Linked DNA regions of Homo sapiens: region 1 is linked to region 2. Evidence: chromatin loops called from intact Hi-C (ENCODE). Cell type or tissue: GM12878. All regions are shown on one strand. Links, peaks and the distances in the headings refer to the core of each region. The heading gives the core; the rest is flanking DNA.

What was found. Hi-C counts contacts between places; a loop is a spot of excess contacts. Peaks named below come from ENCODE experiments on the same cell type or tissue, not always from the same donor. Only the 100,000 strongest peaks of a DNase experiment are listed, where the experiment ranks them.
Region 1: it touches region 2 in a loop (2.6-fold over the local background); 1 of 110 quality-filtered maps calls a loop at or near these places.

What each region holds. Positions count from the first base shown.
Region 1 is chr13:79,184,077-79,200,852 of GRCh38, forward strand. No RefSeq gene overlaps it. Among named protein-coding and RNA genes, the nearest start is that of RBM26, 210 kb to the right of the region's middle. RefSeq lists a silencer at 6,867-6,976 and enhancers at 10,162-10,251, 10,362-10,581, 10,842-10,961, 13,835-14,466. In GM12878, for the core only: no CTCF peak of the experiment used is centred there; a DNase peak (open chromatin) is centred at 10,425; H3K4me3 peaks cover 504 bases; H3K27ac peaks cover 2,903 bases.
Region 2 is chr13:78,987,542-79,004,317 of GRCh38, forward strand. No RefSeq gene overlaps it. Among named protein-coding and RNA genes, the nearest start is that of LINC00331, 160 kb to the left of the region's middle. In GM12878, for the core only: no CTCF peak of the experiment used is centred there; a DNase peak (open chromatin) is centred at 6,470.

The DNA.
Region 1 (16,776 bases), core at 7,932-12,931, 200 kb after region 2:
AACTTATTTTAAAATAACAATAAAAATCTATTATCTACTGGAAAAAAACTATATTTTCAAAAACAAGAAAATTAATGATAATATTGAAATTGTTTTTACATTTTTTTTGTCTATCTCTTTTTGTCTGACTTGGTGGAAGACTCCTGGATACTTTACTTCTGCATTTAATCTATTTCAATAATTATTTTTAGTTGAAGTATGTGAAGAAAATATGTCCTCACACAGACATGTAGCTGAAAAAGGAAAATGCATTTTCATAGACTTTCAGGCAGAGCACAGTGGCTCGTGCCTGTAATCCCACCACTTTGGGAGGCCAAGGTGGGAGGATCACTTAAGCCCAGGAATTCAAGATCAGCCTAGGCAACATAGGGAGACCCCCGTCTCTACAAAGAATTTAAAAATTAGCCTGGCATGGTGGTGCGTTCCTGTAGTCCCAGCTACTTGGGAGGCTGAGGTGGGAGGGTCACCTGAGCCTGGGAGGTCAAGATGCAGTGAACAGATATTGTGTCACTGCACTCCAGCCTGGGCAACAGAATGAGACCTTGTCTCAAAAAATAAAATAAAAGCCTTTCAGTTAATTAAGAACACTCTTCTTCAATATGCCCCAAAACTCAACAAGAGGTAGTTTCTTTTATTTTTATTTATTTATTTTTATTTATTTATTTATTTGTTTGTTTATTTATTTTGAGACTGAGTCTCACTCTGTCGCCAGGCTGGAGTGCAGTGGCACGATCTCGGCTCACTGCAACCTCCGCCTCTCGGGTTCAAGTGATTCTCCTGCCTCAGCCTCCCAAGTAGCTGGGACTACAGGCACATACCACCATGCCCAGCTAATTTTTGGATTTTTAGTAGAGACAGGGTTTCACCATGTTAGGGCCAGGATGGTCCCGATCTCTTGACCTCATGATCCGACCACCTCAGCCTCCCAAAGTGCTGGGATTATAGGCGAGCCACCACACCCAGCAGAGGTAGTTTCTTAAAAGCTAGTTGTAATGTGGAAACTGAAATCATACCAATGAACTTTACAACTTTGATCACTACTCTGTTACAGTGAAATATATGGATTGGTCTTACATTTCAAATGGATCTTTTACTCCTGCATGTTTGTGTAACTAATGCATTATAACGCATGTGTTCCATTACACAAATATGTAATGTATCAAAAAATTACATTTGCTAATGTCGCTACCAATTTTATCTGAAAAGTCTTTAAGTGTTAAGGAGCTGTCTAGTTTATGGTGGCATATACAAGTTTTCCAAAATTCTAAGTTTTGCTTGAAAGCCTGAATTTTATCATTGCAAACAAAAATTGTCAGTTGTTTTCCTTAAAGGGACATGTTCATTTTGTTTACTTTTAAGAAATATCTGCTAAATATCCAAGTCTGAGTAACTCTGGTGTATCTGTTAGTTATCCTTTCAAGTACAAATGGAAATTCATGGAAAGGGAGCTAATTCAGCTCACAAGGCAAACCATCCCACCAGTTCTTTTCCCTGAAATGTCCATGGTACTTTGTTATGCCAGCAGTGTTTTTTGAATACTTCCCACTTCAACAGTAGAATACTAAAGAGGTATACTTAGAACGGATACTTAGTAATATTTGTAATTTCTACTGCTTCATCAAAGACATCCTGTGAGTGACTGACAGTGAAAAACACAATGACCACCGCCAGAGCAGGCACCACTGCCTTTCTTGGTGTTGCAACACCACCACTTTGTCCCAGCATGGCTTTTGCACAGTCAGTGCAAACATCAACACAGTGCAAAAGACAAATAATGTCTTACTATGGTTATGTCAATAATTTTGACTACGGGACTTCAGAGAAGATCTCAGTGAACCCCCAGCAATTCAGACCATGCTTTGATAACAGCTGAGAGAGAGTATCCAAAACCCAACACAAGAAGGCTATTTGTGAAAAAATCATTATGATAAACTGGGCACCTAGATTAAGAGTCCAGTGGTTCTGTATTTCTTTGCTGCTGTCCCTGAAAAATGGGTTAAAATTATGTGAATAAATGTCCAGGGTAATACATTGTTTTTCTTCTCTCAAAAAGAGGATGCCTTTGGGGGTTTCCCCTAGAAAGTTCTAGAGTGTTTGAGACCCTCTTCTAGAAGCACAGGATGATGTCCAGTGCCGTGAGATCTCAGCAGAAAATAATGGAAATGCTGCCATTTGTGCTAAGTTATTAGACCTACAGAAATCCTTAGAACCTGAGACTCAACATAATTGAAATCTGAGGGGAAAAGAGGAGAAGGCAAAGAGTTTTACCAGCTATTTTGGTCTTTAGCAAAATAATGTTAGGCCTTTGCTCTCTAAATCTAAATATGGTAGTCTGGGGTCTAACAACCTCAAAAAAAATTTTCATTAATGTGTTATAAGAAGGAATTTATAGCTGCTATAATGAAATAGAAAGCAGCCAGAAATAAATTCCTTTAATAAAGGAAATTGAGTATGCTGTATATATCCCTAGATATTCCATTTAAAATATGTCACCATCTTAATCTAGTTACCTAGTAGTAAGGCAATTACATGATAAAGATTTAGAGTTGATGTAAATTTAGGGTTCAATTGTGATCTTGGATGCTTTTAACAAAATACTTCTTGTGGGAAAGCAAGCCCCTTGGCAATCTTTGCATTGTTGTGTTCAATTAAGTGACAATTTATTCTGGTTTTGTTTTTAATGGGACTCATCTTTTACTGTCATTACTAGTCCACCAGCAAGAACACTTCAGTGTTCTATTTTTCTCTTTAGAACAGAATCTGAAACATTGGAGTTTGCTTTTCTATTAAAGAAAAAGCTTGTGACTTATGGAAAGCCAGCTCCATCTAGCTTTCCTTCTTATTCCATGTCTCTGTCTATGTTCCATCAACATAAAATAATGGGTATAAGCTATTATCAAAGTACAGTTTCTTCTAAAATGGATCCTTGCCAAATGGACAGATTGGTGGCCTCATGTATAAATGTTCTTTTAAAGATATTCATACATATCCATTTGTTTCTATCATATTTTTCTCCATTTTGTCTTCCAAGAAAATAAATGGAGTTGGTTATTCTGAGGAAAAACTAAGATCTGCGTTATATTAAAACTACCTCACACAAACACACACTTCACTTCCTTTATTACATTTGAAATCTAGGTCTAACATTTTATGAAGGTTAAAAGGCAACCAGATTAACTGTTCAAATAATATTACACTTGAGGTTGTTTATTATGTGCATATAAGTTTTTATCAAAATATGCTAAAACAGTTTTCCTGAGACTTCTGAAGGAATAGTCTTCAGTCTTCCTTGTTGAAATCAATCTAAAAATATTTAGCATTGTGTAAATCTCGTAATAGCCACATGCATCTTTATTAGGTCATGCCAATATTAAAGAGATTAACAAGAAAAAAATTCAGTCCTTGTAGCATGTATTTCCTACGTTGTTACTATTAAATTATTCTGAAATTTGGAAAATTAATAAATAAACCCTGTAGTGAATCTACGCTCTTGGGTGAGGTTAAGAATTTACATGTCACCACAATTTTATCACTAAAGAGATGAGCTAACATCTTTATTAATTCACTTAAAACCATTATTTCACTTCAAAGAGATCTACATACATTTCAAAATATGTTGCTTTAACACATTTTCAGTACATTTTCATCAATATTTTATTTTGCTATCACCCAGCCTTACCCCTCATCACAAATAATAAAGCAGGGTAGCCAGGCAGTTTAACACAGCTTGAATTCAGCAACCGCCTTCCACTACTATCTTAATTCAAATACCAAAATACACTCCAAGGGACAAAAGAAGTTATCTGCAGTCAGAAAACATGACTCTGTAAATCGCTCAGAGTTTATAAAAGCTCCAACCACACTCACTATATATGATTTCTTAGATTCCATGTTCTATTTGGCTCAAAACCTATATTTGTACAGATAACATTGCTATTCATGAAGAGTAAAAAGGAGGCTGTCACAAGTGGAAATCCACTTAAACTGCCTTTCTGTTGAGGTTGAATGCTGCCCATCAACTCATTCATTCATCCACACAATACAATTATGAGAGTGCGCTATACACACAGTGTTCTGCAGTGCTCTATCCTCAGACTCTTAAAAGAAAATACATCCTAAGTTCTCCCACCCACAGGCATTGTACAGGCAATGTAAAGAGTGACGACAAGCCTTACATTTCTGCCATTAGTTCTCTTCAGGGTTAAGACCTATGCCTTTGCTAAAAGACAGTGATAGCCATTAAATACCATAGCATGATTTTGATTATCAGAAAAACCAGCAGAAAGAGATGCACCATGGAACAGAAGTCAGGACTCATAACTCTCAGCAGCATGACAGAGCACCAGGCAAAATATAAAGTAAGTGAATTTCATGGGGAGTACTTAGAACAGCAGAGAGAGCAGGTGTCTGGAGTCAAGGACATGTGTTGACTGCTAGCATCACTGTCACTAGCTGTATGATGATGAGTAATGCATTTCATTTCACTGACTTTCTGTTTCTTCACAGACAAACTGGAAATAATAAAATACTCCTGAAAGGGCTGATGCAAAAATTAGTATGTGGAAGTGCAAGGCACAGAGAAGACACTCAAAACGTTGTAGCTGCTTTTCCATCCTTTCTTTGAGATGAACATTAGTGTGAAGCAGAGGGCTGCCAGGAACTTTACATGTCATGGAGGGGGAAGGGATAAATTTGGGTAATCTAAATTCTATAAGCTTAAGGGTCTGAAAACCAACTTCAAATTTGCCTAGCACTAGGATATGCCCTATCTTGGGTCCCAAAGTCAAAGACTGTTTTGGTCAAGCACACAAAAAAAGGACTTTACAGACGATTTTGATTAAGAGCTCTAAGTATTTACAATCTACACCCCAGGTATTCCCAAACTCCATTTGAGCCTCAAAAATGTTTTTAGTGGGGCAGAGGAGGGTGAGACAATATCTTGCTCTGTTGCCCCGGCTGGTTACAATCTCAGCTCACTGCAATCTACGCCTCCTGGGCTCAGACGATCCTCCAACTTCAGCCTTCCAAGTAGCTGGGACTACAGGCATATGCCACCATGCCCAGCTAATTTTTGGTTTTGTTAATTGTTTGTTTTTGTTTGTTTGTTTGTTTTTTGTTTTCGCCATGTTGCCCAGGCTGGTCTCGACCTCCTAGGGTCAAGCAACCCATCCACCTTGGCCTCCCAAAGTCAAAATATGCTCTTACCAAGTCGAATTTCTCCTTGGTAGGCAGGACACTGCCAAACTTACCTTTTATGCTTTTTCCTTCTTCCATGTTTTCTCTCATCACAACTTTTTTATTTATCACCTTCTAAACAACACATCTTCAAATGATTCCTATTATCATAGAGCCACCACTTTTGTTTATACAAAATATAAGCATTCCCCCTCTTTAAGTTTCAGGATCCTTTAAGAAGAGATTTTAAAGAACCAATTAAACATGCTATAACTGAAAATGTTTCAAAATGAAATTCTAAGCATTGTCCAAATGAACTACATCCCAAACTTTCACAAAACACAGTAGACTACAAACCATCTCCTCTCTCCTTATATTGGTCTTTGTTTATAAGATTACTAGTATAGAACCTTACACAGAGTAGAAACAACCTCTATACATTGTATAAATATGGGCAAATTAGCCAAACCTCAAGGTTCTAAGGCCTTTGGTTCATTTGTTTCATATAGCCCATGGACCCAAAGTGGTGGGACTGATTTCCACAGAGAAATCTATCACAGGACAGCAACATACATTGTTCTCTTCCATTCTTGAATTTGACAAATGTAAGTAATGTTATAACTGACTCTTTCTAGAATTAACAGTGACATTTTTTGTTTATAAATTAAATTACAGCCAGACACAGTGACTCATGCCTGTAATCCCAGCACTTTGGGAGGCCGAGGTGGGCAGATCTCTTGAGCTTAGAAGTTGAAGACTAGCCTGGACAACATGGTGAAACCCCACCTCTACAAAAGATTTTTTAAAAATAGCTGGGTATGATGGTGTGCATCTGTGGTCCTAGCTACTTAGGAGGCTGAGGTGGGAGGATGGCTTGAACCCAGGAGGTGGAGGTTGCAGTGAGCTGAGATATTGCCACTGCACTCCAGCCTTGGCAACAGAGACAGACCCTGTCTTCAAAAAAATAATAATAAATAAAAACAAATTAATTAAATCACTTTGCCTTTAGTTAACTTACCATAATCCTTTGTTAATCAATATATAAATTCTCATTAGTCTTCTCTATAATTTCCTTACATTTACATTGGTTTCTAAGTTTGGATAACTTTAGAAGGCTATTTGTGAGGGTATTAATTGATATTATTGGAGAGTAGCAGAAGAGACCCTGCTGCTTTAAAATATGAAACACAGGGAAGATCACCTGGTTTGTAAATGATCAATGCTAAGTCATTTGTGAATTTTGGCAAAGGTGGTTTAATTTACTCTAACATTTTACTTATTTAACAAAGTCCTCATGCAGTGCTCACTGTCTGCCAGGCACTGCTCTGTGTGCTTAATCAATATGTACCATCTATGCAGAAGTTACTTTTTAAAAGTATGATGTTGAAACTATCAGTATTCTTTCCTTTGAAAGATGAGTGACAACAACAGCAAAAAACTATATTCAGCCGCTTTGTTGTGTCATGAGCAAAACAGAAAACAAATTAGCATCGATGGCATTGGCTTTCATGTAGATTAGAATACCCTCTCCTGGTATTCTTACGTATTCATAGCATTGTAACAACTGATGGTTTTTAAATTTCTCTACAAATCAATCCAGATTATGAAATCTGATGATCAGAACACCTAATTGTCACCAATCCAAATTTACCTACTGGAAAAAAGTGTTTTTTTCATTATATTTCTATCTTACATTGATTTTCTTTCCTGTTGAGAACCAAATTTCAAGCATTTACAGACTCCAGGTGGTTCACACCTCCTAGAAAGATTTCTCTAGAGAGCCATTTACTTCATTTTTTCAGTTCCTGCAGTGCCAGTAAACCTCGCAGAGGAAATGTTATGTAGAGGGAAGTGAACAACAAGGGAGGTGACTCCCTAAAACAAATGCAATAATAATTCAACACACTCCAGCCACACTGCAATGCAGAAACCAAGTAAACAAGCCATTGCTTTCGCATTCACTGTGCTAAGATGTGAGCATATCTGCATTATACCTGACAGAATCAACCTCTGAACAGCAGAGAGCTCAATGGTGCCAAAGCAGAAGTTGGCAATAGCACCAACAACTCTAGCACTTCTTGTTCCTATCCTCTTCTGTATAGTGCTTCAAGAAATAGGTCCCACCATAAGAAAAACAACAACAACAACTAAAGATGAGACTTCTGCAATCAAAGAGGGATAGAGTTAGGCTTGTCACACTTATGAGGAAGTTCAAAGCCGAAAACACAGGGCAAAACAAAGTTAAAGATAAAAGAACTGAAAGGCAATGCCATCTATGCTGATACTGAATTCCATTTTAGAAAAAGAAGAAATTAAGTGGAGGAACTTGTTGGAAGGGAATGCTCTGCTCTTCTTTATTTCTTATGTTTTCTTCCTATGAAACAAACATGTTAGTGTCACTCCAGCCTCTCCCTGCCCCCTTCCTCACTGCAGTCTGGGGGAAGAGGAGTGGCATGTGTGCTTGCTAAATTTGGAGAAGAATTTGGGAACTTATCTGGCCTATGCCAGTCAAGTGACACCAAAATGTGGGAGTGAGGAGCAAGTCTGTCCAGTTCTAGGTTCAAAATCAACAAGCTCACTAGAGTAATAGACTCTAAGCTCTGTCATCCAATCTGAATTCTATTAGTGGCAATAGGGACATTTTTTATTCCATATTTACTCTTGGCTCTATTTCTCAACTTGCTTGGAACCCACGTGGGAAAGAGAGTAGCCACTCATTAGAGACCACCATGGAAAGCCCTCAAACTTTCACTGTTAAAATAAAATACTCAGGGTGTATCCTTCTTTCTAGAGAGAATCAGATCACTTGTTCAAGCTTCCTATTCTTCCACTTTACCACTACTTTTCCACCAGTGAATCTCTAACCATCCCTTTCCCAAGCTCCTCATACCCTCTTGCTGTCTTTCCTGCCCCATCAAAGCTTGCTTTCATTTGGTTTATTTGTATCTAGATGTAAATGACTAATAACAATTTCTAACATGTTAGCTCATCAGAATTCAGCTTTTCAGATCCCTCAGGATTCTTTAACATTTTAGACTCAGAAGACCTCAAAATACAATGTCCTTATAGAAAATATAGTGGCATCAAGGTAATGGCAAATAACAAATGCACCTGAGAGAAGTTACGGATTGTACCCAGTGTGTCTTTGTGGTGGGATGGAATTTGGGGTCTGTGCATTTCAGAGAATATTTTTACTAAATAAAATAATTGGAGAGAGACTAGGCCAAAAACATAGTATTTTTTTCCAGCTAACTGGTAGTCATTCTTTAAGACTGATTTTTTAAATGTTGTCTTATTGATAAGATCTGACCTCATTTTCCTACATAGGGCAGTTCTTCCTCACCTGTGCTCCTCACAGAAATCACAAGGCTCTTCTCTCCCCTTTTTCTATTACAGTGCCTTGGGATTGTCTGCATATTCATCTGCCCACTAGTTTCTGATCCCCTCAAGAATGCAAGGAGTGTCCGATTGTCTTTGCATATCAGTCTGATAGCCAGAAGTATTCCATAAATTGGGGGGAGAGTTGGATGGAATTGTACCAGATGGTAGGAGTTCAATGAGAAAGAGAATAAAAAGGCTCACCTATTTTGAAAGTATTAATCTTTTCTCGAAAAAACAAGAAATATTAGAGAGGCTCTAGGAGGCAGAAGAAAGAAGATGAACTGAGAAGAAAGGTTACAGAACGCAATAGAAATGGCTTTAGGGGTAGATGAGAACATGACACCCACATTTAGAAGTGTCGAAGAGATTAGAATAGTCAGAAATGTGATATGGGAGAGCAAAATTCCCCCAAAGAGACAGCATGGGGAATGGCTGTGCAATAGCAGTGCTAACAGGGACAAGGACAAGACACGATTAGGACTGCTCTGACCTAGGGGCAAACAACCACTGCCAAGGACCTTAGAAGGTCCATCTTTCACTATCTAGAAAACTGGCTGCAAAAAGATGTTCATTCTCTTAAGCAGTAAAGCCAAGTTCAAAGACCTGTACCCTTAAACTAATAAGTTAAAACCCCAAAAGAAGGATTTTAATAATTATGAAATAATTTGAGGACATAACAAGAACTTCTACTTAAGAAATAGAATCTTTTGATTAATAATAAAAAAAGGCAATATGGAATAAGCATCCAAAAAGTCAAATGTTAATAATATTCAGCCTTGAAAAGGAAGGAAGTTCTGACACATGCTACAACACAAATGAACCTTGAGGACATCCTGCCAATTGAAATTAGCCCATCATGAAAAGACAAATACTGCTCGACTTCACTTATATGAGGTTTCTATGTGTACTCAACTTCATCGAAACAGAATAAGTACAGAGTGCCAGTTTTGCAAGATGAAAAGTTCTGGAGATTGGCTATACAACAACATGAATATAGTTAACAGTACTAAACTGTACACTTAGAAATGACTAAGGTGCTAAATTTCATGTTATGCATTATTTACCACAACAAAAAATAAAAATAAAATGTTTAATTTTTAAACCTTTTTAAATAAACCAATAATGCTACAAATGATTTTCATTCAATTATCTTCAAGACACAAAGGAAAAGATAAAAAAAAAATTTCAACCATAGCCCAAGTTATGTGGGTATATTGGAATTATTTGCTCATCTTAAATTTTCACAGAAGTAACACGGACTTCTCCTTAAAACAAAAAATCAAAATTTCAAACCAACAAACAATATGCTGTCAGTTTATTTCATGGTTACATCTTGAATTTAGCTAAAAAACACAAGGCAAAAATTCTCTGATGCTGTATGTCTTCAATATTTGCCCACCTACCCCGAAACTAGACAGGTTTTGCATTCTTATGCATTTTTCTCAGATTTTGTGCTTAGATTACTTTTTTTCTTGCTTTTCAAAAGTGCCTGAAACCTATTTCCTTATACCTTTGCTGTAATGAGGGGAAAAAAATTGTTTGATTAGAAATATTTAGGGGTGGGCAAAAAAATTTGCATTTCTGCTGACAGCTTCTATACTAAGTTTGGCCCAGTGGGATTAGAAGTCTCTGAGATATTAAACCTCGGAAAGAAGAATTTGTAATGGAAAGGCTGAAAGAACTTAATTATAGCCAGTAGCACCACTCAAATACTTTAAGCATCCTCAAATGTGCTGTGTTATCTTAAGAGAAAAAAAAAGATACAGAAAAGATGGAGGTTATGGATCAGACATAGGCATCACCAAAAAAGCAGTTTCACTTCTGGGTAATTTGGGGCAGCCAGTCTAACCACAGAACATCCGCAGTGCTATTTAAAGAACTAGAGAGATGTCACACTCATTATGACACCTGCAATCATTAAATCTGAAAATGACTTTAGCTAACTTCTCATGAGTGCCTCGCTCAGGACACCTTCCTTGTGTGTATTTAAGATCTAGAGTAGGAAGAGTCAATTGAGTTTCTCTTATCTTAAAGTAAAAGACAAACATCAGAAGGTCTCTGCTTTTATTTGCAAGAAATACAATTCTCCTATAATATATACTAGAGTTGACCCTGGAATAGATTGTTCTGTCATTTTCCTCATTTCTTCCTTTTCCTCACTTATAGCAGAAAAGTCTTACCCATTCCCCCACTCTAAGTGTCCCCTCTGAGCTGAGAAACTTGATGATCTTGTCACAGGTAAACAGGCAAAAGAACATCCCTGCACTTTCCACTGTCCTAGGCATGCGGCTGAATGCAGGGCTCTGCAGAGAGGAACCATCTCCACGCTGTTGTGCCTGTAGTATTGGGGCACCAGGTCCTCCACCTACATGATGAGAATAGTCTTTATAACTAATAATCCTTATATCAGAATAATTAGACAAACCTTATATTCTGAGGGGTACTGTCATTCTCTTAACCTAATTCCTGGAATCCAGTCCCTTATCTGTCTTAATCAAATTTTCTAAAAGTTCCTTCTCACTTCCATTGACTTAATGACTATTGTAGCTTTAGCTTCCTTTTGCATCCAAGACCACAGACTTCCACAAGTCTGCTTGATTTTCTTTTCCAAACACAAGGAGTCATTTTACTCATTGATTGCTATCAACCTATGACTCCTGATAGGCCTTATCATGTTTTAAAACCCTCATCCAAATTCCAATAGCTCTGTTTTCTGGAACCTGAACTGCCCTTCCACCCCCAGCCACCCAAATCTCTCCTATTTCTGATTCCCTGAGAGAATGTTTTCCCTCTCTCATCCATTCCATGAAGCAACACATTCTTTCATGGATTTACTGGAATTCGAGGGAACTGCCATTGCAGGTAAATCTTTCACATTCTTATGATGAATTCAGAACTCCAAAGTAGCAAAAGTAACATGATGAAGTCCAGATTAAAGTATTTTGTTCATCATTCAGATGGATTTTCACAGCCAGCTTGTATGTAATGATTAAAGTTGTAACCAGGAGCAGACTCCAGGCCATTTCTTGCTTTGCCTGGGAAACCTATTTAATGTAACAACTTCAGATCACTCTGTCCCTTGAGGCTTCTCTCCCACACCTATTAAAGAACACCACCAATAGAGATAGCTACCTAGATGACAACTGTAAAAAAGAGGAAATTTTGTCAAAGACAACCCCTATCATGGAGCTAAAATAATCAAGACTCTATCTAATGTCAAGCAACTTCCTTCTTAATATATACTTTTAGCTCCTGTACATATGTATTTATTTTTACTGCAAAATGTGAGATTACCATGTGCCTACCATATTCTAGGCACTGGGGATAACTGTGTACTGCTAGGCAGGAGGCCTGCCCTTAAGGAGCTGACCTTTCCCTGGCTGCTTGATTCTTTTTCTTCTTTATCTTTTTTATTGGCCATATCAGAAGCAGCTGTGAAACCAATTCATGCTTGTCTCTACTCTGCACTAACTTCTTCATTCATTTATTTAGTCTCTTCCTCATATCAGTGCTTCTAGATGAAACATTTTTTCTCTCCTAATATGCTTTTCCAAAATAAATTACTCATTTTGAGGTGCTTTTAGCACTATGAAAGACACTTTAGTGGCCCTCCTTAAAGCTGTCAACATGCACCCACATAGCCAAAGGTATCCTGTTGGAGTTGAACTGTACTATCCACAACCCAATATAACATGAGATAGTTGGGTTTCAAATGGTTTTGTAAGGTTGCCTTTCATTGGCGGGTGGTAATTCATCTTCCAATCAGGCCATCATCAACAAAAACACTTTGTGAGTAGAATACAATAACTCTTCTTTATACACTCCTGAGGTTATCTGAGTAAAATTTCTCATACCAAGCAACATTTCCTCAGTCTTTGAGCTTGCTCACCTTACCCTACTCTTATCTTCCCCAATCTCAGTCAGTGTGATATAGAAATAGAAACTCATTTTAGTACCCTCCTCGAGAGGCTGCTGTGTATGCCACCACTTTGTCTTTCAAACACTGATATGGATTGGCTGTGTCCCCACGCAAATCTCATCTTGAATTGTAGTTCCCATAATCCCCTTGTGCCATGGGAGGGACCTTGTGGGAGGTAATTGAATCATGGGGGTGGTTACCCTCATGCTGCTTTCATGACAGTGAATAAGTCTCACAAGATCTGATGGCTTTATAAAGGAAAATTCCCTGCACAAGCTCTATTGCTTGCCACCATGTAAGACGTGGCATTGCTCCTCATTTGCCTTCTGTCATGATTGTGAGGCCTCCCCAGCCATGTGGAACTGTGAGTCAATTAAACCTCTTTCCTTTATAAATTGCCTAGTCTCGGATATGTCTCTATTAGCAGCATGAGAACTGACTAATACAAACACACACACAACACATAGTGTTACTCAGAGTGCTTCTGTTATGCACATGGCTACTAAAAAGTCAAATTAACATTTAAGGAAATCACTCCCATCTATTGCGTCAAAACTGACTGAGCCAAAGGCAAACCCATGGAAGAATCAGAAATCAGTGTATCCTGAACTAACTTGAAAATCCTTACTCTAGACTGCAAATCAAATTTCCAGCTGATTTTTAGTGATGAACACTGCAGGTACACTTTTTGGGTAGCTTATGGACAATAAAATACCAATACGTAGTTCTCTTCTGGTCCATATAGATCAAAGCAAAGCCATTTACAAAAGATTTTCCTGCTTCATAATCCCCATGAAGTTGAAATTCACCTCTCTCAGACTTAATATTGTTTCTTTCTTCCCACAGTAAAGACCCGCCGCCTGTGAGATGACCCAGGCAGAAGTTCAACACTTTGGTACTTCGTGCCTCAGGCCTTTCACTAAGAAAATTGAGTGTGAGAACTTTATCTCCAAAAGTGTCTGCCTGTTGTGACATCTCTCCTGGGTCTCTGCAACCCTAAATTCTTCATTTCTTTTCAGAATTTAGCTGAAAAGCACTTTTTGCTGCCTGTTTATCTCAATGTCTGTCTCTCACTGCTAGTATTTATTGCTTATCACTGTAAGTCTTCATTGAATGTAATCTGTTTGGGGATACAGTTGGCATGAAAAATGCTTCACCAAATGAAGTTGTAAAGTATTATACATAAATACTTAATTCCTGGATTTATTTATTATCATCATTACTTATTTACCACCATAGGCATCCAGGACACCTTTGAAAGAAATAAATCTGGTGGGTTGCTCTCCCAAATTTTATCAGAATATCTTATAAGATATAAATTAATGTCATTATGTAATAAGTATTAAAATTCCTTATATGGCTAGTACACATTTTAGTTTATGAAAACTTGTACATATCTAATCTTCCCAGCCTTCCAATGGTGAAAATGATTGAGTCTCCAGGTTACAGGTCAAGAAACTGAGACTCAGAAAGTTTGAGTGATATTCCCAAGGTCACGTGAATAACGAATTTCAGAGCTGGGCTCAAACCCAGGTATCCTCCTCCAGGTCCTAAGCCCTTCTCTCTCCCACAGCTGCCTACAGGATCAGCAGGATGAAAGTAAACCCAGCAAGGGCCAAATGAGAAACAAAACAGGATCCATTGTCTCCTTTCTCTGCTTTGTGAAGCCTTCATGACAGGGTACAGTTTGGTATACACTGAATTTACATTTTATATTGGTGAAATTAACATGACTTTGTATTTAATTCAGGGTCATTGAACCCTAAGTTTACATTTGAGGTCCCCATACTGAATTTCTATTTGCAATAGTAGGCAAGCTAGAAAAGGCCACTGTAATTAGCCCTAATTAATACACTAGTTAGTACAATTAATGAGTTCTTTTCTCTATGTGCCCAAGAAATACTGGAGATACCTGAGCTACAATTAGGCCATTTAGTGGAAAGAGTCCTGTGCCAGCAAAGGGAGACACAGATCCATGTGGAGCAAAGAAAGGTGATGTTTGTTCATATGAGTGGAGTCTGTGACCTTTATTACTTTTAGATTATTAGAATGCATTTAAGTAATGGCTATACATGCTTGAAAGTCTGATGGGCCTTGGAAATACATTCAATTACATTTATTCCATCCAATACATCCTTACTCTGCCAATGACAGATACAGAGAAAAAAACTATGCAATAAGAATTTCCATGGCTAAGCAGTTATATACATTTTAGGGGATGTTTTGAAGCATTCTGTTTGGATGGTAAACTCATAGTCTCTTGCAACTTCATTTGTTTGTCTGTTTAGGAGTCTTTAACAGGGAAAATTACCTTTCCATCAGTTTTTTTGAAAGTATTCCAGATTTTACCATCCTTTTCAAGAAAATGTCTACCTCTCATTCAGGTAGTCCTACACTAAATCCAGTCTCATACCCTTGCGCATTCCCTGAAGGGAATAGGAACATGAGCCCCGAATTCCCATGGGAAGTCTGCTGCACAAACCAACAGAGAATTTCAGAATAATGCTGTTCTTGTCACTGGGAGCTCTGCAAATAACCTTTGCTTATATAATACAATTCAATCTAATTGATGTTACAATGAAATTCCGGCTCTGCAAATCTGTCTTATCTTTAAAAGTTGCCCCGTGTTACCCCTTCCTAAAGGAGTGTTTCAGTGCAAACCCCAGAGGCTGTGGACATGCAATTCCTCAAAAGGAATAAATTAACTATTGAATCTTATACTGGCAGTCGATGGAGCATAGTAAGTCCCCAAATAAATATACTGCCTGGAAAATTTGATTCATTTATAATAAAATAGATTAAATTGTCACCTTGAACTGAAAAATAATTACTCTTGAACTAAGTGTAACAGACCAAATGCATCTATTTTGGACAAGAAAAAAAGAGGAAAGGGATAAATAGAAAATGTAATGTCTCAGTTTACATAGAAACCATCTGAAAGAAATTAAAAAGTGGGAAATAAGGAATATAAAACATCATGCATATGGGCAAACAATGTAAGTGTTTTCCATGTTTTCTATTCACATCATTGATTTTAGTTCTATAATCAAAATTAGGAAGCACATGAGTTCAAAACTGAGTACCAGAATAATTAACTTACTTTTGATATCAAGTGGATAAAAATTAAGCTATTATGATGAGCATGTATGATATATTAATCCACAAATCATTAATAAAGTTATTAGTAATTTAATTTACCAAATTTATTTCTATCCCCAAAGGAATGGATTATAATAATAATTGGGATTTGTGACAGTTTACAACAAAGGTTATTTAGACAAGCTTAATAAAATGGAAAATAGAAATTCAAAATTATAGGCAGCCAGCCAACAAGTTAAGCTAACTGTGAAGATGATAACATTATTACAAATAATTAACAAATTTGGCTCTCAGCATCCATTGAACAAGGACAGAAAGGAAACATTTCTGTCATTTCACTTTCATTTCATTCTGTCATTTCATTTAAATTATCTCATAGAGGAAACATCAATTTTCTTTGAGGTTGCAATGTATTTCTGGGCACTAAATCTTTAAATAATGTTCTCAAGTAGAACCTTATCAAGAGTACTCCGAGTAAAGCAAAGGACAAAAAGTCTTCAATAACAGTATTGCTATCATTGGTGGTGGTGGTGGTGGTGCTTTTCACTTTGTTTCTTTTAGTCATAAATCTCAAAACCCATTGCCATTCCATAAATGTAAAATGTATTACACATAAATAAGGCAACATAACCATGCATTAGATTTCTGGTGGACTACCTTGCTCTAAGAGTAGGAAAAACATGTTTCTGAGACTACTTTCTTTAATTGCATATCATGTCTCTTCCATCAGGTTAAACGTAGAATCCAGAAAGATCATTATTGGCACTTATAGTATCCAAAAGGGTCTGGAGTGCTAAGATGCCATGTTGGCTACTGAAAACTACAAGAAGTAACCTTTAGAAATCTTACTAAAATTGCATCTATTATAAACCAGGCATCATTTGGGGCTACCCTGTCCCTCAAAGAGTTGTCAAGCTGGCTCCCCTGATTTCACTTCTATGTGAGTCCAGAATCCTCCATACATTTTTGGCATATTTCTGACCTGTCTGCTTTTCCATTCCTAATGAGATCTGCCATCTCAGTTTGACCCTGCACTATTTCCCATGAGAAAGCCAATGACCCTCATGAATACTGTGAGTTTAGTAAGTCAGCTCAGCTTGACAGTTACAGAAAGAGAGGTCGTTGTTCCCCACACAGCATTCTCCAGCCCACAGGCCTGCCTCCTGCTCCTCCACCTCTGAGAGAACCAAGACCCTTAAAAA
Region 2 (16,776 bases), core at 4,156-9,155:
GGTTGGTTTCAGCTGAATGAAAAGAAATCATTTGCTTGCTCTTTGTGACACTTTTAGCAAAAGTAACTTGAACATTATAAGGAAATTAAGGTATAGATACCATAATATGTCAGGATATGCTAAATGAAAAAGCAGTAGAAACAATAAATATGTATTTATTTAGCATATTTTATATAAAAGCTGGAATTAAAGTAGTGATTCTTGTAGAGATTAACAAAATTATCATTCAAAATTCTACATCCTTAAATTTTGCATTCTTACATTCTTCTTTTACATTCTTAAAGTTCTGGCTGTCTAAAATTGGTCTTACATATTTGTTATTCTTATTCAAAACTCACTTTGGAAATTTTTCTAAAATTTTCTCAAGGTGAGAAATAGCCTACTTTACAAATTATTTTCAAAGATAAAAAATTATTTTATACTAATGTCAGCAAGGACTTTTAATTTTTATTTGAATAAAATAGTAAAGAGATGTAGCTTTAAAATTTTTCCTTCAGAATATTTTTTCTATTTTTGTTGCATCAACAATCATGTGTATGTGACTTCAGTTAGGTTTGCTTAACTGCATATAGAGAATTCAAAATACACGTAAATATTGATGGGAGAACAATCCCACCACCACCAATTACTTTGATTCTTCTGTTTTAAAATTGGTCCAATAATGCATTTTAGAATAGGTCAATACTGCCTGCTACATAGAGTAATATGTGTAATTTGTTTCTATTCATCATGATCACATAGTTAAGAACAATATGCTTAAAATCTCAACTTGTCACTGTGAAGAATGATATGTAAAATTAGCGAAAGAATTTCTAGAATTTCTATATGGGCATAATATTTGTAAAAGATACATGTTCTTGCCTCCTGGTTTACCATGGACAATGTAATACCTTGGATGTATTATTCATTTGTATTAATTTGTTGGAACAGCACACCTGTACACTATATTGTGTATTTACCAACACAAAAGAGACTGTCTCTGTGCCTAGGCTGAAAAATTTCTCACTGTCCCCTGCAGCACCATTCAGAAAAGAAGTTATTAGAGAAGAAGAGCATGGTTTTCATTCATGCCTCACCAAATCACTTTTCTTTTGAATATTAATTCTTCATAAGCAGCACCAGAAAATATTTATTGAGTATCTGTATGTGAAAAGTATTGTGGAGTTGTTACAAGAAAAACTAATAACACACAATATCATTATACTATTTTAAATTCAACTATCACCCCTTAGGGACAGTTAGCATCGAGGGGCCCAAGGGGGAAACATGGGGGTACATCCTCCTGCCAATGTCCTCTGTGAACTTTGCCCATTAAAATATTTAAATGCATTATGCAACATCCTCAAAAAAAAAAAAAAAAAAAAAAACACCACTGCCCTGGGAATCAGGAACCCTCTCTCTGTTTCCCTTTTGAAAGTAACACACATCCTTGTGCCTCAGTTTATCCTTTTATTCTTTCTTACCTAGCATAACTGGAGAGCCAAGGGGAAAAAAAACCAAACAAACAAACAGATTATTTCACTTGAGTACTGGTGTATATTGGACTCACATAGAGATCCTTTAATCCTTTTAGAGCCCGAGGGCTATATTTAGCACTATAATTAGTATAAAATTATTAGCTCATATTAATTATTCACCCTCATATTAAGTGGGTATTCTTATATCCTTAGAGGTTGCTTTAGTAGCAGAAAAGAACTTTAAACTTCATAGTAATCTATCACTTATCTGCACTCCTATATTTCCTATTATCCACGTCGTTCTGATTAACAACACATATGCTGCCTTGAATTACTATAAAAGATTGCATTTATTTATATAATAAATGCTGTAAATATATATAATTTATGCATATGTTCTGTCAGCCATTAATAGAAATAAACTATATAAATCTAGCACTCACATATAAACCGAGCAATCACATAGCATTATTAATAAAAATTATAACACTAAGTCCCTGTGTCTTTTAGTAATAGTCTTGTTACTTATCTGAGCCCATTTAGGCATTTGCAATTACTAAGTTCTTCTAGGTAGATACACAAAGCTTCTAATAGTTAGAGGTAGGTGTAAGCTAAAATTTTTCTCCCTCACCATTGCTATCTGATGATTTGTTACAATGAAAGCAATAATTAATCCTGCAACACTTCTCAATATCTATCAGTAAGCAGGAACACACACACACACATAACCTGTTCTGTGAAAACCTCATTATAGAACTTATTATACAAATAAATATGTGCCTACCAATTCAAGCAGCACATATTGTGTCTTTTACTGTGGAACAGACAAAATATGTTACAGGATTCCAGTGGATGAGAATTTATCATGGATTGTGGTAATGGAGGAAACAACCACAAAAGAAGTTAAACTTGAACCTGAGTCCCAAGGAAAGTCAGCAAAGACATTCTAAGCAGGGAGGAACCAACAAAAGTCCAGAGGTGGAAACATTTTAGGCACGCTCACTGTTTGTGGAATTGGACTTTTCCTTCTTCAAGCCATCAAAGTTGGAACAACATTTTGAACATAAGGAATATTATCATCAAATTATAGGTGTCTTAGCAGCCTTACCACCAAAATTAATTTATTCTAATAGGCCACATAGGCCACATAGGCATAAATATTGTAGATTTTCTATTTTATATGGGCAACTTGACTTTCAGTTCAAATATTTTATAACCTATTTCCTTAAACATGAAAGGCTATGAAAGCACCACCTATAATCCTGTTAGCAGCTCAGTGTGTTACTGCTACTAATAATGTCAAGGAGGCAATAGTCTTTTCCCCATGTTTATTCATTCATTTATGCATGCATAATCAGCAATCAGGGTTAAACAAGTACTAGGTATCCTGCTTTCTGCGAAGCCATCAGCAGCTCCAGTGAGTTGAGGGGAATGGTACTTAGTATCCCTTATCACCTAGTGACTATGATGATAGTTAATGGACTAAGATAATCATCCAAGGCTATGACCAGTGAGTGGTAGATGATACTAACAAGGAGATAGCAGGGGACATTCACTGACCAAATAACTACCCCCTCCTGAGCCCCTCACCCTGCAAAGATTGTTAAATGTTTTCCCACTGGTAAACTGAGAGACTAAGACTTCTTTTAAGGGTGGCCAGAGTGCTGGCTCATTTTGACAATTTCTAAGAGGTAGGCCTACCTAGGACTCTCAAGCTAAATTTAAAATAGAATTGTGATGTACAAAGTAGAAGGTCAGTGAGGTGACTCTATCTTCATATAGTATTTGCACTTATTTTGTAAGGCCATCAGGAGAATTGGCAGGATTGCCACCTGTCCTTCTGTCTGCATTATAAGAAAGCTGAGCTTCTGACTTTGAGGTATGCTACTAGGCTGATTATATGCCCAGATTTGATCAGGACAGTCCCAGTTTTTGTCAGTTGCCCAGGTGTGTAATTATTAACAGCACCTTACTTTCTTCTTAAAAGTGCCCCGCTGACACAATAAATTATATGGTCACATTACTACTAGCTGACTTCACCCTTGGATAATAGCTATCTATTCTTATCAACTATTTGGGAAGGAAGGCTTCTGATAGGTTAAAATGTTTCTAACCAAGGAGAACTGCTATAGGGGTTTCTGGAGCTAATTATGTGATACTAAACACAGTTTGATCAGCAGAGCTATTAATACATCAGGGAAATGAATTACCATAGCCCAGTGGTCGAGAGCACAGACTCTGGGGCCAGGCTCTCAGGTTCACATTCCAGTGCTGCCACTTTCTGCTCATGTGACCTTGTCCTCCCTAGTCTCAGTTTCCTCATCTGTAAAGTGGGAATGATAAGAGTACCTATCTCATACTGTATCAGTCCATTTTCACATTGCTAATAAAGACATACCCAAGACTGAGCAACTTACAAAAGAAGAGGTTTAATTGGACTTGAAGTGGCCCCTTTCAGCCACAGTTGGAGCAGCTGGGACGCAGGGCACCAAGTCCCTAGGCTGCACACAGCATGGGGAACCTGGATGCAGCCGATGAAACCACTTTTTCCTCCTAGGCCTTGGGCCTGTGAAGGGAGGGGCTAACATGAAGACCTCTGACATGCCCTAGAGACATTTTCCCTGTTGTCTTGGGGATCAACATTTGACTCCTCGTTACTTAAGTAAATATCTGCTGCCAGTTTGAATTGCTTCTCAGAAAAAGGGATTTTCTTTTCTATCGCATTTTCAGGCTTCAAATTTTCCAAACTTTTATGCTCTGTTTCCCTTATAAAACTGAATACTTTTAACAGCATCCAAGTCACCTCTTGAATACTTTGCTACTTAGAAATTTCTGTCACCAGACACCCTAAATCATCTCTCCCAAGTTCAAAGTTCCACAAATCTCTAGGGCAGGGGCAAAATGCCACCAGTCTCTTTGCTAAAATGTAACAAGAGTCACCTTTGCTCCAGTTCCCAACAAGTTCCTCATCTCCATCTGGGACGACCTCAGCTGGGACCTTACTGTTCATATCACTATCAGCATTTTTGTCAAAGCCATTCAACAAGTCTCTAGTAAGTTCCAAACTTTCCAACATTTTTCTGTCTTCTTCTGAGCCCTCCAAACTGTTCCAACCTCTGCCTATTATCCAGTTCCAAAGTTGCTTCCACGTTCTCGGGTATCTTTTCAGCAATGCCCCACTCTCAGTACCAATTCACTGTATTAGTCTGTTTTCACGCTGCTGATGAAGACATACTGGGCAATCTACAAGAGGAAGAGGTTTAATTGGACTTAAAGTTCCACGTGGCTGGGGAAGCCTCACAATCATTCTGGAAGGCAAGGAAGAGCCAGTCGTGTCTTACATAGATGGCAGCAGGCAAAGAGAGAGAGCTTGCACAGGAGAACTCCTCCTTTTAAAACCATCAGATCTTGTGAGACTTATTCACTATCACAAGAACAGCATGAGAAAGACTTGCCCCATGATTCAATTACTTCCCACTGGTCCCTCCCACAACACATGGGAATTCAAGATGAGATGTGGATGGAGACACAGCTAAACCGTATCACATACCCTCAATAGGGTTTCAATGAGGAATGCATGAATTAATACGTGTAAAGTGCCTAGAACAGTGCCTGACATACTGTCGATTATATAATAAGGGGTTCTTCTCATCATATCATCTATTAAAAAGATAGACATGCATAAATTAACAGTCCTACTATAGATGCAGCCTTCATTGAGCAATATCAAACATAACTTCAATAGACTACAGACAATTTGATAGTCTACAAAACAAATGACAGGTTGCTATAAGCTATAATTAAGATATTTGAGATCTATATCATAATAAAAATAAAGGTTTTGTTTACAGTAACACTCTGAGCTTATGTGAAGTGAAACTTTGTCTTTTTTTCTTAATCTCACTGACCAATACAAAAATATTATTGTGCTCTGTTTTATTATTCTCAAGATACAAAGAATTCTAGTATCTTAATGTTACACAGCATATTAAAATTTTTGATCTTCTAATACTCTAAACCCTCACTTATATCTCCCCAGCTCTGCATAAAAGGTACCATATATATTTTTGATTTGGGTATGCCACTAAACCAGATATATTTTATTATACACTTTTGAGAAAATACACGTATAACTTGAAAAAGAATCACTGATAAATAATTGGATACATTAAATAGATAATACTTGACTGTTGGTTGTTGAACTGGGGATTAAGATATCAGATAGTTCCCCAAAGTAAATACCTTGATTGAATGATCACAACGGAATTTATAAATTAAATACAAAAGATTACGTTAATGTGATATAAATGGGAACATGAGAAAATATCAAAGTTGAAGTTTTTGTTGGAAAATGAATTTGAAATGATCTCTTATGCATATGCAACTTTTTAATACATACTCTCTGAGGTACATTTACACTCACATTTAGAAGTCTAATTAGTAATAAAAAGGGAAGAGTTTGTAATGATAGCACCCTGCTCTTAGGGTCCCTATTACAGATTCTGAAAACAAATTCATTAATATCTTAATCTACATTATATCATTTTCAGTACGCAAATACTTCAGCCCAGAAGATGTAAACTTTATTTATTTGCATTTAACCTGTAAGGTTGAAGCCTAGAGATCTTGTTTCTTTCAAAAATCAGGCTTTTGACATTTTTCTCCTGCCAAACAAAAGATTTAAAAAAGAAGTAGCCAAAATGCTTTTAAATACGTCCCTTTTTCTAATATGTGCTGTTTCTTGAGAAGGCTAAGAGGCATTTAGGTAGAGAACCATCAAAAACATTGCTCCTAATGCCTCTCTTTTAGGCTATTACTGGTAGAATCCCTCTTAACCCTTGAGGCAACTCAACAATTGAGTTAAGGAGATTTTCGTGTATCGGTTTTGCCTGTCATATGGTTGACTTAACTTCAGAATATACTTTGCAGCTGAAGGTTCATTTCCCTCAATTTGTTAAGTGGCTAATTATAAAGGTTCACAAAAGAATTGACACAAGGGAAAGAGATGAGCCTGACTTCTATCAGCTGCCCCAAGGGACCTGTACAAGTGTCATCTGTAAAAACAGAGCACAAATTAAACAATGGCCATAATAAGCTGCCAGGAGCAGGGGTGTATTGAAAGGGGAATTCTTATGTAGATGCAAAGCAGGCACTAAATGGCTGGGACTTTTGTTTATTTTTTCACATTGACAGCTAAGGTCCAATGTAAGTAATTGTATTTAAGCTTCTGCTGCAAAAATAAAAGTTTAAACCTGAGTTGACCAAAATAAGAGAAATAAGAAGACAACTCTTTATTTTGTATCTGCAGCTGACATATACATATTTTTCTCTCTACAATATATTGGAAATAGTTTTGAAATCCAATAAAAACCTAGCTATAATTTCTGAATAAGCAGATATTTTAAATAAAGTTACTAGAAATAGTAACCACAAATATGAGTATGAGATGAAACATCTATTTTCCATCAGATCAGAAACAAATATTTTCCATCAGATAACTTGATTTTCTCTTTACAGGCAGTGCCATGAATTCTAAATATCCGCGTTTTTAACATTTGAAAAAGCATAAACAACAAAGAAAACTCTCTTTACTTGGAGCTATGATAGCTAATGAAATGAAATGAAAATTGCTGCATTGTTTCTACCTTTCATCAAAACATCTCTGTGCATAGTATTTGCATCATTATGTAAGACATTTGCAAATATGTATAATGGTTTTGCCTATGGGAAAAGTCTCCTACTCTAATGTATTCCTGAAAGATAAATGAACAATTCTTTAGGTATGATAAAAAGATTCAGAGGGTTGGATAGAGCAGTGATATTAAAACTACAAGCTCATCATTTAAGTTTTTTTTTTTAAATGTCAATTGCTAACACTGCAGGTCTGTATTTTACTTAGTTTTTTTTCTCTGCAAACTCACCACCTCTTTTCCAATTTCTTTTCTGATTCAAGATACGCAACATCCTGTTTGCCGGAGCTGCCTGCTTTGATACGTCAGCAAGGATCTTGTGAAGTTAAAAGTATTTGGTTTCAGATCTCAGATCTGAATTTTTGCCTGAACTCCGTGTTTTCAGTTGTCTTGAAACAATGGCTGAAATTTGGCCATCAGCAGATATCCAACCCATTGCATTGTTCATCCACTGAATTTAGTAATCAGAGCAAGACCTGATTTTTAGAGCATATTACCCACTGATATTGAAATTATAAAAATGTGAAGAGAGATTTTATCATATTTTTTAAAGATAGGAAGTAGATGGAGGGTAATGGATTTAACCCACGGGGTAACAGACTTACCAGAGTGGAAGTAGAGTAGGGTAGAGCAGAGTAGAAGTAGAACATACCTGCTGGCACAGGGCGGGCAGCAACACAGATGAGCTAGATTGCCCAATAAACCCCTGAGAGATTCTGCACTGGAAACATCAGGTATCTGATGGGTACAAAGCCAAAAAGACATGCTTGGGCTAAAATTGTACGTATGGTCATAGAATCTCCCAAGGAGATTGGAGTTTTATTTTCTGGGAGAAACTGGGCAGAGTGTTCCCAGATTCAGGTAGAATAGAAACAAAGGCGGTCAGGATTGGGGTGTGGAGCTGATAACAGAATAATTCCTTTAAGAGAAAGCAGGCTCGTAGAATACCCCCACCAACCAGCAGGAAGCTGAAGGAGTCTTCTGTAGTGGAACTGGTCTGACTTTTAGAGATCTTCCAGTGAAAGGGTCATGTTGCTTCCTGTTGAGCCCACAGTCAAGCCCTTAGGTGCACAAGTCCCATCCACAAATTTGGAGCCTCCAATCTGCTTTTAATGCCTCATTCATAAACCTTAACAAGCAACGAGGGATCACTGGGCATTGGGTTAAAGCCTCCATTATGAAAATATTATAAAACAATAATACAAGAAAAGAATTCAGAGCAGAAAGACAACACAGAGAACAGAAGAATTAAAAATATCTTTGGAGAGTTAACAACAGGTATTGTGTTCATAAAACAAGAACGGGGTGCTGTGAAAAGAAACTATCAGAGAATCACAAAGAGCTATTATAAATTAAGAATAAGAAAGGCAAAATGACAATTTGACAGAAAGGTTGATAAAGGTAAGAAAAAGTCCTCAAAGTATATCAAAAAAACACAAAGAAATGGAAAGTGTACAAATTTTAAAAATTAGTCAAATGAGAAGACACCATATTTTATTAATAGAAGGTCTAGAGAGATTAAGAGAAATAGAGCAAATGAAAGTACCTAAGAAATAACAGGAAAAACATTCAGAACTGAAAGACAAGACATTTGTCTCCTGGTTATAAGAATATTGCAAGTACCCAGCCCAATTAATAAAAAAGAGAGACCAAACCAATGCATTACCAAGGCACATTATCATGAATTTTCAGAACACTGAGGATAAACACAATATCTTAAATACTTCAAGAAAGAAAGAAAGGAAAGAAAAAAAAGGGATAAGAAAAAAACCTAGGACAAAACAATAGATCGCATATAGAGAATAAAGAATTAGAATGGCATTGAATTTCCCAAAAGCAATATTGGAGACTAGAAGAAGAGGAAAAATTGCTTTCAAAATTCTAAGGCAAAATGACCATAAACCCTAAATTTTGTATTATTTAGCATTCTCAGTGGGGTCTGAGAGTAGAATAAATATATATTTAAACATATTAGGACTCCAAAAATGTTACCTACCATTACCTTTTTTTTTTTTTAGGGACCCACTGCAGGTTACATAATTCAGAAAAAGTAGGAAATAATTCAAGAGAGAGTTACAGAATATACATACTCTAATGTTAGAGTGAAAAGATGTCCCAGTTTATTTGAACAGTCTTGGTTTAGCTCTAGTGTTTGGACATAATTGTAAGTAACACTCCTTTTATTCTCAAAAGTGTCCTCTTTATTTCTAAACGGTGTATACTAATCTCATATTTTATGATGTTCAAGATTCTTAATCAAATTTCCTCATTTTGGTTCAATGTGAAAAAACATGATGAAACCAATGATTCAATTTAGATAAATTCTGGGAAATGAATTAGAAAATATACATGATTATCTTGTAGCTATGAGATAATCATGCTGGGAGTAAACTTCTCATTAGCAGATGCAAGTTTCCTTCGAGTAAAGTTAGTAATGAAATAAGACAAAAATATGTAAAAATAAGTTTTCAACATTCATAAACTTTATTCAGATGTTCTACTCATTTTTGCTTCTCATATAGGTCAGCAGAAAATGCTTATCCAAAGATTCCTCTCATAATACATGGCATCTATAAAGGTGATCATAAGATGCTAATATGTCAATCCCAGTGATGTAACTTTTAAGTTCTTTGGGTTTATTGCCAGTTGCCTTTGCAGTAGCTAAAATATTGATCTCTTTATTTGGAGCCTAGAAATGAAAATGTCTAAAGCATATACTTCTTTTTAAAGACAGCCTAAACATAAAAATTAGCTCATTCAGAGATCTGATGCATGCACCCATCCCAGCCACTGTGTTAAGTGCTTCCCGTACACCCAGGGAGATGGTTCCATTCATGAACTCCAGAAGATTTGGTTGACAGTGATTCAAATTATGATTATGCCTCTTATTACCTGCATGACCTCTGGGAAACTTACAAAACCCTCTATGCTTTAGTTTCTCTATCTACAATTTCTCATAATTTGGTGTTTTACATTTTTTTTGCCAATCTCTGTTTTGCTATATGAATATTTCCCAAATATGGTTGTATTACTAAGCCTTTATTGGAGTCATGTTGATAGGTTCATCTTCTTTCCCCCAACATTGAAAGAAACTATGCTGCATAGTTTAAAATATTAGTGCATGTTGTAACTTGATCACAACCAACAGTAATTAATGTAAAAGGAAAGATACTGTGATTCTTGCCACACTTCCCTACCCCTGCCTACCTTACAGTGGGAACAAGCAGTTAACTTTATGACCTCACCAGGCCGCTGAGAGAAGCCATGGATTCCAGATATTTTCCTATTGATAGAGTTAAATATAGCATTTAAAAAGCCAAGAACCTAGAAAATGTGAAAAGGAGAAATAACTCACCTGGCACACTATGTTTACAGTTGGTGTGCGTTGGTTTTGAAACCATCACACGAGGTTATACGGTCAAACAGCAAGACTGAGTTACGTAACCAGATGATAGGTTTATGTTGACAAAGTTTCTTTACAAAGATGAAAGAACTAACTTCCTAAATACTTATCACCATCTTTTAAATGTGTAGCTATGTGATAATTTAAGCATAATTTTGTTGACATCATTTCTTTTAAGATTTTAGGATAAAATATATGGTTTGTTGTTTTCTGTTTTTTTTTTTCTTTTTCTTTTATTTTCATGTGGCAAGTGACGATTAAAGAATTAAAGTTTTCTGGTGAATGAAACAGCCAGACCACTTTTCATGACAAAGTTGGTAATTAGAAGGCCAATTTAATGGTGAATCAGGCAGAAATATTCAAACCATGACAAATGACTTTAATAATGCAGCTTGCAATGCTCGAACAGAAATAAATTTCACTTCCTCAAACTCTCGGCTTTTTCTGCCTGCCTGGAAGATAGAACTGTCCAGGAGGTATTTTGTACCCTTTATTCAGTAAAGCTTTTACTAGATTTTAAGCGACCAAATAGCTTGCAAATGCAAAACATCATTCAATTTCGTATGATTTTTTTTCCTGAAGGTAGACCGTGTTCAGAATTCTGAGTAAGTCAAGATTTATTTTTCTTCTGTCCTGCTTAGCCCTGCAATAGTGTTTTATTGTTGCCACTCTCTGACTTGAGGTATTAAAGGGAGCTGCATTGGCCTCAAAATTGAAAGCTAATTTTGGTGTTTGTCATAAGTTTGTTAAGACCACATGCATTCCACAGTTTGAAAAATTTCATTATTCTGTCCATGCTGGGGCTTCGTAATTGGATAGTAAGGATGTTCAAAGACTAATTTAGTGAATTGCACAATATTTTAAATGGAATCATGCAGGTTTATGGGTCCTTGGGGGATTCAGCTAGGAGCCTCTCGAGAAAATCTGTTTATCAGTAAATGATATTAGCAGCTTTCACCTAGCTTTTGTCTTCATTAAATTGCTGCTCTCCCAATTGAGGGTCACATCTGAGGCCTGCTTTGATAATTTGTCATTATTGTCTTGTTTATTGGAGCATAAAGTTGATACAGGCTGGGCTGTGCTGTTTATACACCATGTGCAAAGAAGTTTTTATTAACAATTCCACCAGTGCTAAATCAAAGTGGAATTTTTTAGGGTTCAAGAAAGGGAATCATTTGTAGCATTCTAATTTCCTCTAAAACTCTCTGAGTCCATGCCATGCCCCCTTCTCTAACATGTATAACACATAATGGCATTGCTAGAGCCAATTCTCCACAGGCATTTTTTAAAAATCCATTTTTGTCTCTCAAAATAAGGTTAAATTTTGAAATCCTTTTCATAGTATTGGCCTGTCATATAAAACCGAATTCATGCAATAGACTTCCCTTAAAGTATAACATTTACAAATAATTACCATTAACTGTTTATCTTAAGAGACTTGGGGGTATAGTTATTAAAATTATTAAGAAACGTACTATTTATTGCAGTGCAGTCAAGCATACTTTTCATTGCACTTACATGTTTTAAGTGGTAAAGGGGAATTCTTTAAAACTGTGTTCATGACATATTTGAAAGTATCACTGAGTATGTTTAAAATCATACCCACATCAATGCACAGTTTGTTTCTGACTGTGATTTACATGTGGATTTCCATGATGTGTTCTTTCCCAGTGATGATGTGGGGCCTAGAACTGGGAAACAGGGCAAGTAGACTCTATTTTCAAACAAGTCTCCGGTTCAATCTGCACATCTGGGCAATTTGCGCATGTCATGACTGCCTCTGTTTCCTAGTAGAACCGTCTCATGGACTCTCATCTTCCCTCTGCATGTGAGCTGAGGTTCATTCATCTCATTGATAGGTTCAGACAAATCTGCCTTTCCACCTCCATCTTTCATGTCTTCACCCTCCATCCTCAGTCCCTTATCCACACCCACCCCCCCTATGAAGCAATAATGTTTATTTCTCTAAGAGGGACTGGGCCTAGCAGTAAAGAGAACAGAATTTCAGCAGTCGACGCACAACATGCTTTCGTGATACAAGTTAGGAGAAAGAATGCTGATTCCCAGCAACACCCGTGGGGAATTCCATGGAGTCCACCTGGGCTAGTTGCCACTCTGCAGGTATTTTATTTTGCACAGCCAGTATTCCCACTTCCTGAACTGCTCTTAGCCCTACTCTCCCTGAGATGGGGGTTAAGGAGAGCCAGTGCTCACTTGTAGACCTAACTGTATCCTACACAGTGTCCATAGGGGTGGAGAAGATGCCAGAAAGGAAAAGGCTAACCCTTCAAGTATAAGGACAAGTAGAAATAGTAAGTTTCAACCTCTCAAGGGCTCAGAATAATGGCTTAGGCTTTCCTTATGGTGGCTCATGCCTGTAATCCCAGCACTTTGGGAGGCCAAGGTGGGTGGATCACCTGCGGTTGGGAGTTCGAGTCCAGCTTGGCCAACATGGTGAAACCCCATCTCCACTAAAAATACAAAAACTAGCCAGGCTTGATGGCAGGTGACTGTAATCCCAGCTACTGGGGAGGCTGAGGCAGGAGAATCACTTGAACCCTGGAGGCAGAGGTAGCAGTGAGCTGAGACTGTGCCATTGCACTCTCCAGCCTGGGCAACAAGAGCAAAACTCCGTTTCAAAAAAAAAAAAGAAAGAAAAGAAAAATAAAGTTCTCACACAGGCCGGAAACCCAGCCAACCTCATTTTTATATACTATTACCTAGCACATCTTTTCAAAGATTTATGGTTATTATCGCCATCTACTCACCCACATAATCACTAGCCTTTCACTTTAAAATGGTTAAAAATTGTCTCATGGATTGCAGATCATTAATGTAAATTAGACTATTTCTATATTTGATTTCTTAATTTTTAAAAGGAAAAGAACAGCTCACTCTCACACACATACACACACACACTCTCTTTTTTTTCTTGAAAATTTTAAATGGCTCTCCAGACACCTCTTTCAATAACTCTTACCCTCCAAAGCTGGGCTGCATTTTAATTTCACTTTAAAATAGCTACATTGGGACCATAATATGATCAGAACTAATGAATATTGTGGAGAGAAGCAAAAAATTTTATTTAAAATCTTTAAGAAGTATAAATACTTCATGTGAGTAAGAACCTGTGGTTTATCCCAGCCCAGTCAAGGACTCAATTTTGATTCTGAGGATAAATCACTGAGCTCATCAGACCTCACTTTCTTCTGCTCAAAAAGTTCATGACTCCAGAGGTTTCTTCACAGAATGGTAGAAAGCAATCGTATTAAAATGAGTTGCCATCTCTAAATAATAATTATAATAATAATGAGAATCTTTTAGGTGTTAAGGCAGCCAAAGCTACTCACATATTGGATCTAATAAAATCGTGCTTCTTTCTAGACACCAAAAACGTTAGCAGAATGGCATCAAAGAGAAATTATTTAAAAATTACCAACATATAATGAACATTTTAAATTGACCTAGAAAGTTTTTTTTTCTTTCAGAAAAATTCTTTATTCTTGACTAGTTTCTTCTTCTGAAACTGGTATCTCAAGCTTAATCTAGACCATCTGGAACTTGCGTGGTAGTCTCTAAATCTAAGATGGCTTTATCAGAAAGAGTTGTCAAGAAGCCGTACTTCTTAAGGAAGTTGCCTTTGGAAATAACTGTTGTTCTTGAAACATCGTTGATCTCCCTAAGACCTTTGCAAGCCTTAGCAAGCCCTGCTGCACTGGAGATCTTTCTTTTCAGGCTTGGGCACTATTCCCAGCTCCTCTGTTATGAGGCAAGAGACAACTTCTCTATGCTTCCTCTCATCACCCACATCCTAAACATTTTGAGGCGATTTCTTCATGAAACACGTTAAGATCATTTGGTCAGGTATTTTGAATAGAGATAGCAAGAACTGTCTTCTGAAAAACAGCAGGATTAATACCTTCTACAGAGTTTTGAGAGGCATCACAAAGAAGCCTGAACATAACTATTAATCTAGATGTCAGGGACCTGAAAACAAATTGTGATTCTGCAACCTTGGGCAATCATCCCCACAACCTGGCTTCATTGCCCTCTATCGTGGAATGATGAGGTATTGGCTTTAGCTTATTGGCTGTTCACCATGACGACCCATGAGCTGCCTCAGATGTTCAAAGAGAAGGATAGCTGAGATTTCCCTGGTGATTTAGACAAGGCAGGGGTGCTCAGATCTGCAACAGTTCAGCGACTGAGTCTGGAGATTCCAGTGTAACCGCTGGAAGCCTCCAGCTTTGTAGGAACACTGACCTAAAGAGAGAACTACAAACTGGCTTGTCAGCAGAAACAAACTAATCTATGTTCACTTTTCTTCTTCTAGCTTCGGTATTCTGATTTTCCGCTTAGTCTTGAGATTGTTTAATTCTGCCACAGAATTTTAAAAGCTAGGCATTTCTGTGGCAGTTCTTATATTTGGTGAGAAATGTTGAATACACAAAATGCTTCTGGCTTTAAAAACATTAGATGTTTTGAAGTGGCAGGTTATATAGATAGACTCTTAAATTTGGGGCAAAGATGATCTACAAGTTCATTCATTGACTTGAATGAAGTTCTATTCATTTTCTTTGGTTGGAGATTTATCTGCATTCTTGTTGCTGTGAAGATATTAGATACAATTGTTACAAATCAATTGATGCTATGTGTCAGGAGCTGGAAGCAGGAGCAGGAAAATCAGGGAAAGGCTAGGAACAGAAAATGTGGAAAGAAAGGGGTCAAGGATTAGAAGATAGCTGATACAGTAATTGTTAAAAGAGGCTTTAAAAATAAATAAAATTATAAATATTTAAATAAATGAGTAAAATAGTTTATATTGTTCTATTAAGCATTTTAATTACATGGCTTTTCAAGTTATTCAGCTTAATCAACAAATGATAAAGAAGTACAATTTATAGGCATGTTTCCTATACCAAGATAAACCACATCAATGAGAATTCTGATTGGTAATGGATGTATCTGGTTCCAGAGGGAAAGGGAGTCTCATTAAGCATGCCCCAGAGAGAAGAGGTCTGTGCTCTCCTGCAGGGTAACATGCCATCTAAACGGGATGGATGCCTCTGTGGCCACATTTCTTCCCTGGTGAACTGCCCATCCAAGCCAAGTCACAATTCTCAAAGCTGCTTTGTCACAGGAGAATAAAACTTCTAAGACCTTCATGCTCCTCACAATTTTCACAATGTGGGAGCATCTCTTAATCTCTCGTCACCCTCAAAAACTGACCAGGCAACCTGCAGGAGGGCAGGTGGAGGCAGTTATCCCCTGTTCTCCCTTGAATTTCTGTACGCTAGTCTGAGCGTTTTTCAAAACTATTCATAGTGTCAGTTCACATTGAATTGTTATTTTTCTATACTGCTGCCATCTCTATTATAGTTCTATTTTATAGTAGGTTCATATGGTAGGTATTGCAGATCATTTTTAAGGACTGCTTTCATTTGAAATTGAGCAATTTAAGTGTTTGGCCAAGTATGCACCACAGAACGTCACTCCCACAAAATTCCCCTAGATTGAAATAAATAGTTGGACAAATAAGTTTGGTAAATGCCACCTATTATCTATCCCTTTTGGTTAGCCACAATGCACATTAGTAAGTTAAAGCTCTGAGAAAAGCACCTATTTTATTGTTTAAATAATTTTAAACAATTTATTAAACTTATTAGTAAGTTTAAATGATAACTTACTATCATTTTTGGAGTAGCATCTATCTTCTTGCTGTATAACCAGTTTTGTGAGGTATATCCTTTGGCAAATCCCGTTTGAGGTACTCCATAAATGAAAGAAACTAACATTTGAGATAGAACAGTGTAGTAAACGAGGACCAAGAACAATTTGTAGAGACAAGAGATACGGCCACCCCATTTTTTAGCCCCACTTAACGTCCCACCTACCACCTGCCCAGAATTGGCCAACAGAAAAACTGGTATTCCTGACATTACTGCCTAGAAACGTTGGGACAAGATTAGCAACAACAGTTAAACATAAGTGTGTTTTGCAGCAAAACAAAATTCCCCCAAGCTACCTAATCCTTAAATCAAGCGGTAGAATTTATGATGTCATCATTCTCAATACCCAAATTGCTATAACTCAAACTATTATTCATATTTTTAAAGCCATTGAAAGTTGTTTCAGAGGCTGTCAAGTTGATTCATCATGTAAGTGTACTCCAAATTGACCTCTTAGGTTTCATACTTCATGCTTTACTTTCTTACAAGAACAAAAT